Regions from separate parts of the Homo sapiens genome. Here regions 2 and 3 are each linked to region 1. Evidence: chromatin contacts called from ENCODE Hi-C or POLR2A ChIA-PET data. All regions are on one chromosome and are shown on one strand. Each heading gives the region's core, a stretch centred on a gene start or an enhancer-like site at or near the end of the contact. The rest is flanking DNA. Distances are from core to core; before and after follow the strand shown.

Region 1 (3,360 bases), core at 459-2,958:
AGAATGAGATATGTCTGAGGTCTTGGCTTAACTGCTAAATTGGGGAGGAGACAAGTATAATGGTTAAATGTGGACTGCCTGATTTTTTGTCTGGGCACTTATTAGCTGTGTGATCTTGGGCAAACTGTTTAACTTTTCTTTGACTTCGTCTCTTCATCTTTAAAATGACAGATGGTGGTGATGAAAATTAAATGAACTATTAACATAGCTATTTCTCATCACCTAGTGGTGATGAAAATTAAATGAGCTATTAATATACTAAAGTTCTTAGTTGTTATTAATACCATTTAATTTTCCCCTTCTGGAGGTTAGAAAGGGGTTTTATTCATTATGGTACTTCTCATAGTATACAGTATAATGCCCTATACATGTGTTCAATAACTAACGTTGAAAGAATAAGCACTTTTATATATTTTCAACAGTAATTACTTTAAAAACTTAAGAAGAACTAACCTTCAACAAAATGTGATCCTTCAGTAACAAACTCCAGTAACTGGTCAAAGATTGCAGTAATCGCCTTCTTAGCCAGCACAAAGTGCTTCAGTGGAGAAACAGGTTCTGCCATTATGCTACTAGAGGGAGATAAAGTTAGAAAAGCACCAACTAAAGTGGATGATAGACATGCAAACTGATGACACACCAGTGACATTCATCAACTCCCCAATGAAATAAATTATGCTGGCAAAATGTTTTTAGGTAATTCTTTTTTGGGAGTGTTCTAGTCAGACAGTTAGAGACGACTTTTGAATGATATTTCACTAAAATAAGTGAAATCTATTAGCCAAAATCTTGGTTGCAATTTCTACTCAATTTCCCTTTGGTGAAGACGAAACTAATTGTGACTAAGTTTGTCACTGCATGTGACTCTAAAGTACATCAGGGAACAGGGTTAGTGAGGCGAAGCCAAATTCACACACAATAAGGAAGTTACTAAGTTTCTCAACCTGAAGCTCTAGGTGAGTAGGAGTGGATATGCAGAGTGAGGAAATAAAATTCTAAGATCACAATGTGAGGCTGACATTTAGAAAGGTAAGGCTTCAAGAGGGCATTAACGCTTCCAGCCAAAGTACCAGAAACTTCAAGGACTATAAGTTTAAGAAAGCATAGGTGGTTTCTCAAGAAAAAGACACCAAAGACAAACAATCACGGTCTAATCCTGGTGTGTACATGGAAAGGAACAGTGGCCATAAAGAAGGCGGATTCTTCCAGAGAGTCAAGAAATGACCGCGCGAAGGAGCTGCGTGGGAAAAGCCGGGTGGGGGTAACGCCCCGGTCCGGCCGGTGTGAACACCTGCCTTAGAAAAGGCCTCCCACCTTCCCACACCGGGCGCAGGAGTCAGGGCCAGAGCCCACCCCCGCCCCGCGCACGACCGTCTAGGTCCGGATCCCCCAATCCCACCCCCGAGCACGGCCTCGTGGGCTCCGTGGGCTCGACTCGGCCGCCAGCCCCGTTCGCCCGACAGCTGGCTCTCTCCTTTCCCACAGGACCGCGGCGGGCGGCGCCTCGTCACACAACGCTGCATGCACGACTCCCGCCCCCGGTCCCCAGTCGCTCGAAGGTCACTCCGAGCGTCGCAAACGTGCTGTCGAGGCAGCCGGCACTCACAGTCTCCGCTCCAACTATCACCCGGCAACAGCAACTCGGCCACAGATGCCAAACTGCCTCATCTTCCCGAGAAGTTAAAGGCGGAGAGGAGGCAGGGGGAGTGGCAAAGGGCGGTCACTTCCGGCCTCTTGCCTCCTCTGTTCTGTTTGGCTCCGTGGCCGGAAGCGCATCTATGCCAGGCGCCATTTTCCTTAAGGGCAGAAGGCAAGGTTTGTTGTGGGCAGAGACTGCTACCAGGAGAGTGGTTTTCCGTTCCCCCTTCCAACTTCTTCCCCTCCCTTCTCCCCTCAAAGTGTCCAAGTATCTGCCCAGCCTAGGCTTAGCTAGCTTCCAATGATGGTGGTGGCTGACGCCTATAATCCCAGCACTTTGGGAGACCGAAGGGGTGGGATATCTCTTAAGCCCAGGAGTTCGAGACTAGGCTGGGCAACATAGGGAGGCGCCCCCCCCCCCGCCCCCGACCCTCTTCCTCCTCCCCGTCTCTACAAAATTAAAAAATGAAAAATTAAAAAAATTTTAAAAACTTAGCGAGGCGTGGTGGCACACACCTGTGGTCCCAGCTACTTCGGAGACTGAGGCGGGGGGATTGTTTGGGCCCGGGGCTGCAGCGAACTGTGATTTATCGTGCCACTGCACTCCAGCCTGGGCAAGAGAGCGAGACATTTTTTCAAATAAATAAATAAATAAATAAAAGAAAAGAAATCCAGATCGTATTACTTTCCGAACTTAAAAAGCTTTCCAGGCCGGGCGGGGTGGCTCACGCCTGTAATCCCAGCACTTTGGGAGGCCGAGGCGGGCGGATCACAAGGTCAGGAGATCGGGAGCATCCTGGCTAACACGGTGAACGCCCGTCTCTACTAAAAATACAAGAAGTAGCCGGGCGTGGTGGTGGCGGGCGCCTGTAGTTCCAGCTACTCAGGAGCCTGAGGCAGAGAATTGCTTGAACCCGGGAGGCGGAGGTTACAGTGAGCCGAGATCGCGCCACTGCACTCCAGCCTGGGCGACAGAGCCAGACTCCATCTCAAAAAAAAAAAAAAAAAAAAAAAAAAAAAAAAAAAAGCTTTCCAACAGCTTGCCATTATACTTAAAATTAAAGCTTCGGATGGTAACCGCCCAAGGAAAGCCTTCACCTTGCCCGCTGACTAGCCAGAACTGATACAAGACAGGGGGATTGCAAATAAAGACTTAGTCACGCAAAGCCGGCTGTATGGGAGACTGGAGTTTTATTATTACTGAAATCAGTCTCCCCGAGCAGCACTGGGGAGCAGAATTTTTAAGGACAATTTGGTGGGTTGGGGGAGGCCACTGAGCCAGGAGTGCTGATTGGTCAGGGATGAAATCGCAGGGAGTGGAAGCTGTCTTTCTGCACGAGTCAGTTCCTGGGTTGGGGGACACTAGGTCAGATGAGCCAGTTTATCGGTCTGGGTCGTGCCAGCTAATCCATCAGTTCTGAGCATAGGTAGTCTCAAAGGGAACATTTACTCTGTTTGAATTTTAAAAATCATGATGGTATCCTTTTATTAGTTCTGTACTTAATAATTATATTTAATATAATTACTGCATTTTAAAGCAAGAGTGACATATTACAGGCTATAAATTATAGCACGGTAATTAAATGTTTAATATAGTAAGTAATAAGAAATTTAATCCATTGCTTTTGTGTGTGTGTGGAACACACATATTACCAAAAAGCCAGGAGAGTAAACACAAAGAAGGAAAAGAATTAAAATATAAACGCTAAAACCAACATAGAT
Region 2 (3,360 bases), core at 649-3,148, 6.6 Mb before region 1:
AATAAGGGAACTGCATAGTAGGTGAGTCGTATCTCAATAAAGCTGTTAAAAAAAATCAGGAGTTGGGGATATGGGGCTGAGGCAGGAGGAACACTTGAGACTGGGAGGTGCAATGAGCCACCGCACTCCAGCCTGCACGACAGAGCCAGAGAGACCCTGTCTCAAAAAAAAAAAAAAAAAATCAAATGACCCTTTACCAGTATCAAAGTGCCTCATCAGCCAGGTACCACCTTTTCAATGGATGGGGAGACTGAAGTGTAGAGGAATTAAGTATCCGACTTGGGGGTTGGGGGAAGTGGCTCACGCCTGTAATCCCAACACTTTGGGAGGCCGAGGTGGGAGGATCGCTTGAGCCCAGGAGACCAGCCTGGCCAATATGCCAAAACTCCGTCTCTATAAAAAATACAAAAAATTAGCCTGGCGTGTTGGCAGGCGCCTGTAATTCCAGCTGCTACGGAGGCTGAGGCGGAGAATCACTTGAACCCGGGAGGCAGACGTTGCAGTGAGCCGAGATCGCGCCGTTGCACTCCAGTCTGAGCGACAAAGCAAGACTCCGTCTCAAAAAAAAGAAGAAAGAAAGTATCCGACTTGGTCTTGGGCTCTTCTCACTATAATCCAACTATATTCTCTTACGAAATGGCAGAATTAATCTTCCCTCCTTGTGACACCCCTGTAGTTATACATGCCTCTGGCACTTACAATCATTTTTTCTAATTGTGTTTAACGGTTCTAGCACATTACTTTGTAACTTTAGAATAGAGATTGTGTCTGATTCCTGTGTATTAAGGTCCGACCTTTTTTATTTTTATTTATTTATTTTTTAGACAGAGTCTCGCTCTGTCGCCCAGGCTGGAGTGCAGCGGTCCGATCTCGGCTCACTGCAACCTCCGCCTCCCGGGTTCAAGCGATTCTCCTGCCTCAGCCTCCCGAGTGGCTGGGATTACAGGCATGCATCACCACTCCCGGCTAATTTTTTTGTATTTTTAGTAAAGACTGGGTTTCACCATGTTGGCCAGGCTGGTCTCGAACTCCTGACCATGTGATCCGCCTGCCTCGGCCTCTCAAAGTGCTGGGATTACAGGCGTGAGCCACCGCACCCAGCCGATCTGACCTTTTTTTTTTTTTTTTTTTTTTTTTGAGACGGAATCTCGCTCTATTGCCCAGGCTGGAGTGCAGTGGCGCGATCTCGGCTCACTGCAAGCTCCGCCTCCTGGGTTCACGCCATTCTCCTGCCTCAGCCTCCCAAGTAGCTGGGACTACAGGCGCCCGCCACCGCGCCTGGCTAATTTTTTTGTATTTTTAGTAGAGACGGAGTTTCACTGGGTTAGCCAGAATGGTTTCGATCTCCTGACCTCGTGATCCACCCGTCTCGGCCTCCCAAAGTGCTAGGATTACAGCGTGAGCCAGCGCGCCCAGCCCGATCTGACCTTTTTTAAATGAAGACGTATTCAGGAAGGAAATATCTACAAGTAAGACAAAATTAAGTAAGAACCCAATGTACGAACATTCACTTCTCTAACAAAGGAAAGACACAAAACAAGAAACTAATAAGGCGGAGAAAGGAATTGAGATTGGGGGAAACAGCATCTCCTTCCTCCCTGCACACTCGGCAGGTTCCCTGGAAAGTTCTAGAAGGGATTCAGAAGTGGCTGGTGACATCACTGTGGCTCCGTGGCGCCCACTACAGCAGCCAAACGACACGCTAGCTTTCCCGCCTCATAGAGGCTCGTGAATGGGGGTGGGGCCCTGCGAGGGGCGGGGTCACGTCACTTCCTGTGCGGGACGCGCTGCAGCTGGAGAGGAAAGGCAGAGCGAGGAGGGGCGAGGCCAAGAAAGCGCGCGTTTCTGGGAGGGGAGGAGCCTGGCTAAGGAGCGCCGCGTCACATCCGGTAGAGTTAGAGCCCGTGCGGAGGCGGTGCGGAGCATTTCGGCTCTGAGCGGCTGGGCGACCGGCGCGTCGTGCGGGGCTGCGGCGGAGCCTCCTTAAGGAAGGTGCAAGAGGTTGGCAGCTTCGATTGAAGCACATCGACCGGCGACAGCAGCCAGGAGTCATGAGCGACAGCGGCGAGCAGAACTACGGCGAGCGGGTACGTAGAGCTGCGGTAGGGGGTGGCTGTGTGGTCCTAGCTCCTTGCATCTTTTTCTAGGCCCGTCGGCCTCGGGCCAGGAGGCAGGGGCGTTTTAGGCTCCGAAGTCTGAAGCCGGGAGGGCAGGCAAGGGAGACAGCATTTAACCAAAAAAAGCCTTTGTGGATAGTGCCTTAGTGCCTTTGGTCGTGAAGGAGGGAGGCCCCCGGCGGGTTTATGTGGCTTCTGCCCGAGACGGCCGTTTTTCCCGTTATAAGAGGGGGAAGATGAAAATGGCCGCTGCGTCCCCGCGGTGTTGGGGGAGGGGAGCGATATCTTATTTCGGCGTTGCTCTCCTGCGAAGGTCCGCCGCAGCCATCTTGGGCTGGCGGGCTGGGCGAGCTGCCAGAGGCACAAAATGGCGGAGAAGCCGCGCGGCAACGCGGACCCGACCCGCAGCGGGCCGCGCTTCGTAAGGCCGCGTGGTGGGGTGCAAGGGGACAGACGACGTTCTTTTGGGTCTTTGGGCCGGTGTTTAGGTTAACGAAGGACCGTCTTTGCCTCCACGGAAAGGACGGAGTCTGGGATGTCTTTGGGGCCTCTTAAGATGGAAACTAATCCAAGGCCGACTAAGTTCTGGGCCCGTTAGGTGGAGGGGATTGCGTGAGGGCTTTGTGTTTGGCCTAAATGAAGCGCTTTTCTCTGATGCCGAAAGGGCTTCCCAGGCAAAAATCTGTATCAGTATTCTATTAGGACAGACCACAAAGTCGTTAAGATGATTTTGTGGACATCGCATTTCCACGGGATTGTGAAGGAGAAATTGGCGGGCAACCATTTACGGCGCCGTTATTTCCTTTGTTTTGAGGCGTTCTAATACTTAGAACCACAGCGTGTGTTGGCTACAGTTTTCTTTCCCTTAAGTTTCCACCTCTTAAAGGTGTTCAGTGAGGGTTGATTGAATTGCGGGAACAAGACAGTTCTAGGGTTTAAACAGCATACGTAGCTGGTCTGTGGGGCTCTGGGTATTGGATTCGGAAAGCATTGAATGATGCGAACATACGAGGCTTGCTAGAATTAAGAGGAATCTGTTAGAAGGGTGATAGAAAAGCACCATAGAAATTGATTTTTGAGGCTGTGGGAATAATTTGTGCTTTTTTAAAAAAAAAAAACAATTTGTTACCTAAGTTTCCCCTTGTTGGTAAAGCTACCTTAAGATCTGAATATGATTTATCAGGTAAATAAGACTATTAAATGTCTTAGCAAACTTTTGATTAAGATTTTATATGATTCCTCA
Region 3 (3,360 bases), core at 435-2,934, 6.2 Mb before region 1:
TCACGAGGTCAGGAGTTCAAGACTAGCCTGGCCAAGATGGTGAAACCCCGTCTCTACTAAAAAAAATACAAAAAATATAAGCCGGGTGCAGTGGCAGGCGCCTGTAATCCCAGCTATTCCGGAGGCTGAGGCAGAAGAATCGCCTGAACCCAGTGGGCAGAGGTTGCAGTGAGCTGAGATCGTGCCACCGCACTTCAGCCTGGGCAACAAAATGAGACTCTGTCTCAAAAAAAAAAAAAAAAAAAATAGCCGGGCATGGTGGCGGGCGCCTGTAGTCCCAGCTACTGGGGAGGCTGAGGCAGGAGAATGGCGTGACTCCCGGAGGCAGAGCTTGCAGTGAGCCGAGATTGCGCCACTGCACTCCAGCCTGGGGGACAGAGCGAGACTCCTTCTCAAAAAAAAAAAAAATTAACACTTGATCACTAAAGTTGAAGAGGGGGCATAGAATTTGTATAGTATTTTATTTTCCAGATTTTTAGGTAAGGAGGTCGATACAATAAAATGGGACACTCCAAAGAGTAGATGCTAAATAAGAATAGCTTTTGGGGCTGAGTGCAGTGGCTCATGCCTGCAGTCCCAGCACTTCCAAAGGCTGGGGTGGGCGGATCACTTGAGGTCAGGAGTTCAAGGCCAGCCTAGCCAATATAGTGAAACCCCATCTCTACTAAAAACACAAAAATTAGCCAGGCGTGGTGGTGCACACCTGCAATCCCAGCTACTTGGGAGGCTGAGGCAGGGGAATCGCTTGAACCCAGGAGGCGGAGGTTGCGGTAAGCCGAGATCGCACCACTGCACTCCAGCCTGGGCGACAGAGCAAGACTCCGTCTCAACCAAAAGAAAAAGAAAAAAAGAAAAGAATAGCTTTGCGTTTCCCCCAAATTTTAACCGAATTTAAGAGTACAGACTAGTGATTGTTTTAAAGGAGTGAGGCACCTAAGCCTTTTTACTCATTCACTAATTCTAAAGCACAAAACCCTTCTGGCCCCAAACACACAGACTGTTTGACAGCTGTTTTGGAACAAAACAGGTGCTGTTTCTTGCTGCAAGGACAGTACTTGCAGTCAAAACGGCTTTGGGCAAGCTATGAATCTCACTTCAACTGCACTTAATGTCTGCAGATGACACTTGCGAGGGTGCTTTGTAAACAGTGAGCCACAACAAAGACAGTATTCCTTCAATGTTAGTGTTCAGCCTAAGAGCGGCAAAGCCCCATTTGTTATCAGCAACCAGCTTGGCCTCTGACAAGAATGTCAAAGACCCTGCCATCACCGGCCGCTACGAAGACGACCAGCTCCTCCTTCATCAGGAGCTGCCTCCCTACAGCCTGGCGGGAGCGACTACGTCACTAGGATCCCGGCGACCTGTTTCGGGTGAGCCTGGCTGAATCAAAGCTATCACGGCCGAGGAGCCCGCTGTGGGGGAGGGGGTAAGGCCAGGCTGGCGCTCAGCCCCCTCTCGTCTCACCTGTCTGAGCGCCGCCTCTTCAGGAGGGCCCGGGCAGGGGGCACCGACCGGTCGCAGAAACGGAAAATGGTGCCGAGAATCCTAACCAGCCATCTGTACATACCAGGCCCAAGCAGCAGCGGCGGCCGACACACCCCGAGACGCAAACCCCAGAGCTGTCGCCGCCGCTGCCGCCTTCGCCGTCTTAACCACCACCGCCAGAGTTCGGTCGCTGATTTGTGACGCGATTCAAGAGCCCACAGATACAGCGTCCCCAGGGCTACCAGAGGCCCCCGCCCGCCACCACTCCTGACGTCACCTCCTCCCGCCCGACCGGAAAGCTCCATTCTCAATCTGCGCACGCGCAACCTAGCACCGCTCCCTATTTCCGAGCCCAGCAACAAGAGTAATTGTGGGACGGTCCCGGCCCAATCGCTGACGAGATCGGAAGGGCTGTCGGCAGGGTTTTCTCTTCGGCGGAGCCAATCCGGAGCCGGCCCGTGGGACAAGGCCCACAGGCCACATGTGAGGCTGCTCCACTCCGGAGGAGGCGTTCCGGGGTCCCAGAGGACATTAGGTGCTCAGTGTTTGCTGAATGCACATGTAAAGGTAGATCAGGTTAATTAACACACGTTTACCGTTTTAGGCGCCCTTTATTTTGCACTTACCTTTTGCCTCGTACTTTTCACGCATTGTCACCTTAATATGCCCAGCAATGGCGTGTGACAGAGAGTCTTAAGCCAGTTTTATAAGTCAAGGAAATTGAGGCATAGAGCGATTAAGTTATTTGTCTAAGATCACAAAACTAGCTAGAGACGTGGCTGGAACTTGAACCCGGGGTCTGAGTACCAGCGCCAGTCCCTCGCCCTTGAGGTCAGTCTACTTGGAGACATGTACATAGATAATTACAAATTACAATACACCGTAAGTGGTTGCTGTGATAAAGGTATGTGCAGAGTGCAGTGGGAGCCAGAGAAAGGAAAACCACACACTGAGGGAGAGAAGGAAAGGGCAGATGTCCTCAAGAAAGGCTTCACAGAAATTTAAGGATGAAACCTGCGGCCCACTAATGTCTCCTACCCTGGGCTAGTAAGTAATGAGTCTCGTTACTCTCCCTCTATAATTCCAATGTCACACTTCTAGTTAATTGTCAACTATAGGCCGGGCGCGGTGGCTCCTGCCTTTAATCCCAGCACTTTGGGAGGCTGAGGTGGGCAGATAGCTTGAGCCCAGGAGTTTGAGACCAGTCTGTGCAACATAGTAAAACCCCATCTTTACAAAAAATACAAAAATTAGCCGGGTGTGGTGGCACGCACCTGTAGTCCCAACTACTTGGTAGGCTGAGGTGAGACGATCACTTGAGCCCAGGAGGTTGAGACTGCAGTGAGTCGTGATCACGCCACTGCACTCCAGCCAGGGTGACAGAGTGGGACCCTGACGCACCCCATCAAAAAATTATCAACTGTAAAACAAATCCCACCCTATTTAGTGATAGAAAATCCAGTCCCCTCTTCCAAACAATCCTAAGAATCCTCAAAGGTTTTCATGCCCCACAAATCCATTCCTGATTAACTTGTTTCCTACTTGTGATTCAGTTAAGGCCAGAGTTTTACACTTGCTTGAACTTCAACGCTGGCACTCCCCAGTACAGCCTCTTCCTTTCCTCAATAGACAGCATTCCAGGCCGGGTGTGGTGGCACACGCCTGTAATCCCAGCATTTTGGGATGCCAAGGCAGGCGGATCACTTGAGGACAGGAGTTCAAGACCAGCCTGGCCAACATGGTGAGACAACCCCATCTCTACTAAAAAAAAAAATACAAAAATTAGCCAGGCATGGTAGTACACTCCTGTAATCCCAGCTACTTGGAAGGCTGAGGCAGGAGAATCGCTTGAACCTGGGAGGTGGAGGTTGCAGT

Evidence for each region. A loop is a pair of places that touch in the nucleus more often than their neighbours do. ChIA-PET counts read pairs that join two places held with the same protein, here RNA polymerase II (POLR2A). Pooled maps may share reads with other maps.
Region 2: a pooled map shows a loop between it and region 1 (13-fold over the local background). The contact joins the promoter of TRA2B here to the promoter of MFN1 in region 1. A Hi-C loop is called at or near these places in 7 of 50 pooled maps.
Region 3: a loop to region 1 is called in a map of CD8-positive, alpha-beta T cell, with 32 times the contacts of the local background. The contact joins the promoter of SENP2 here to the promoter of MFN1 in region 1. A Hi-C loop is called at or near these places in 2 of 168 maps with a recorded cell type or tissue (CD4-positive, alpha-beta memory T cell and CD8-positive, alpha-beta T cell) and 7 of 50 pooled maps. POLR2A ChIA-PET finds 5 or more read pairs at or near these places in 2 of 52 experiments (Panc1 and activated T-cell).

What each region holds. Positions count from the first base shown.
Region 1 is chr3:179,346,057-179,349,416 of GRCh38, reverse strand. It overlaps MFN1 (mitofusin 1), which reads right to left and starts at 1,708. Exons shown (of 18, transcript NM_033540.3): 1 at 1,607-1,708; 2 at 454-572. The coding sequence starts at 565. RefSeq lists enhancers at 917-1,136, 1,470-1,999 and a silencer at 1,257-1,416.
Region 2 is chr3:185,936,552-185,939,911 of GRCh38, reverse strand. TRA2B (transformer 2 beta homolog) reads left to right here and starts at 1,898. Exons shown (of 9, transcript NM_004593.3): 1 at 1,898-2,087. The coding sequence starts at 2,052. RefSeq lists enhancers at 1,967-2,426, 1,837-2,564, 2,467-2,676.
Region 3 is chr3:185,584,619-185,587,978 of GRCh38, reverse strand. It overlaps SENP2 (SUMO specific peptidase 2), which reads right to left and starts at 1,684. Exons shown (of 17, transcript NM_021627.3): 1 at 1,465-1,684. The coding sequence starts at 1,565. RefSeq lists enhancers at 1,605-2,004, 2,045-2,094, 1,588-2,206, 2,207-2,825, 2,826-3,360.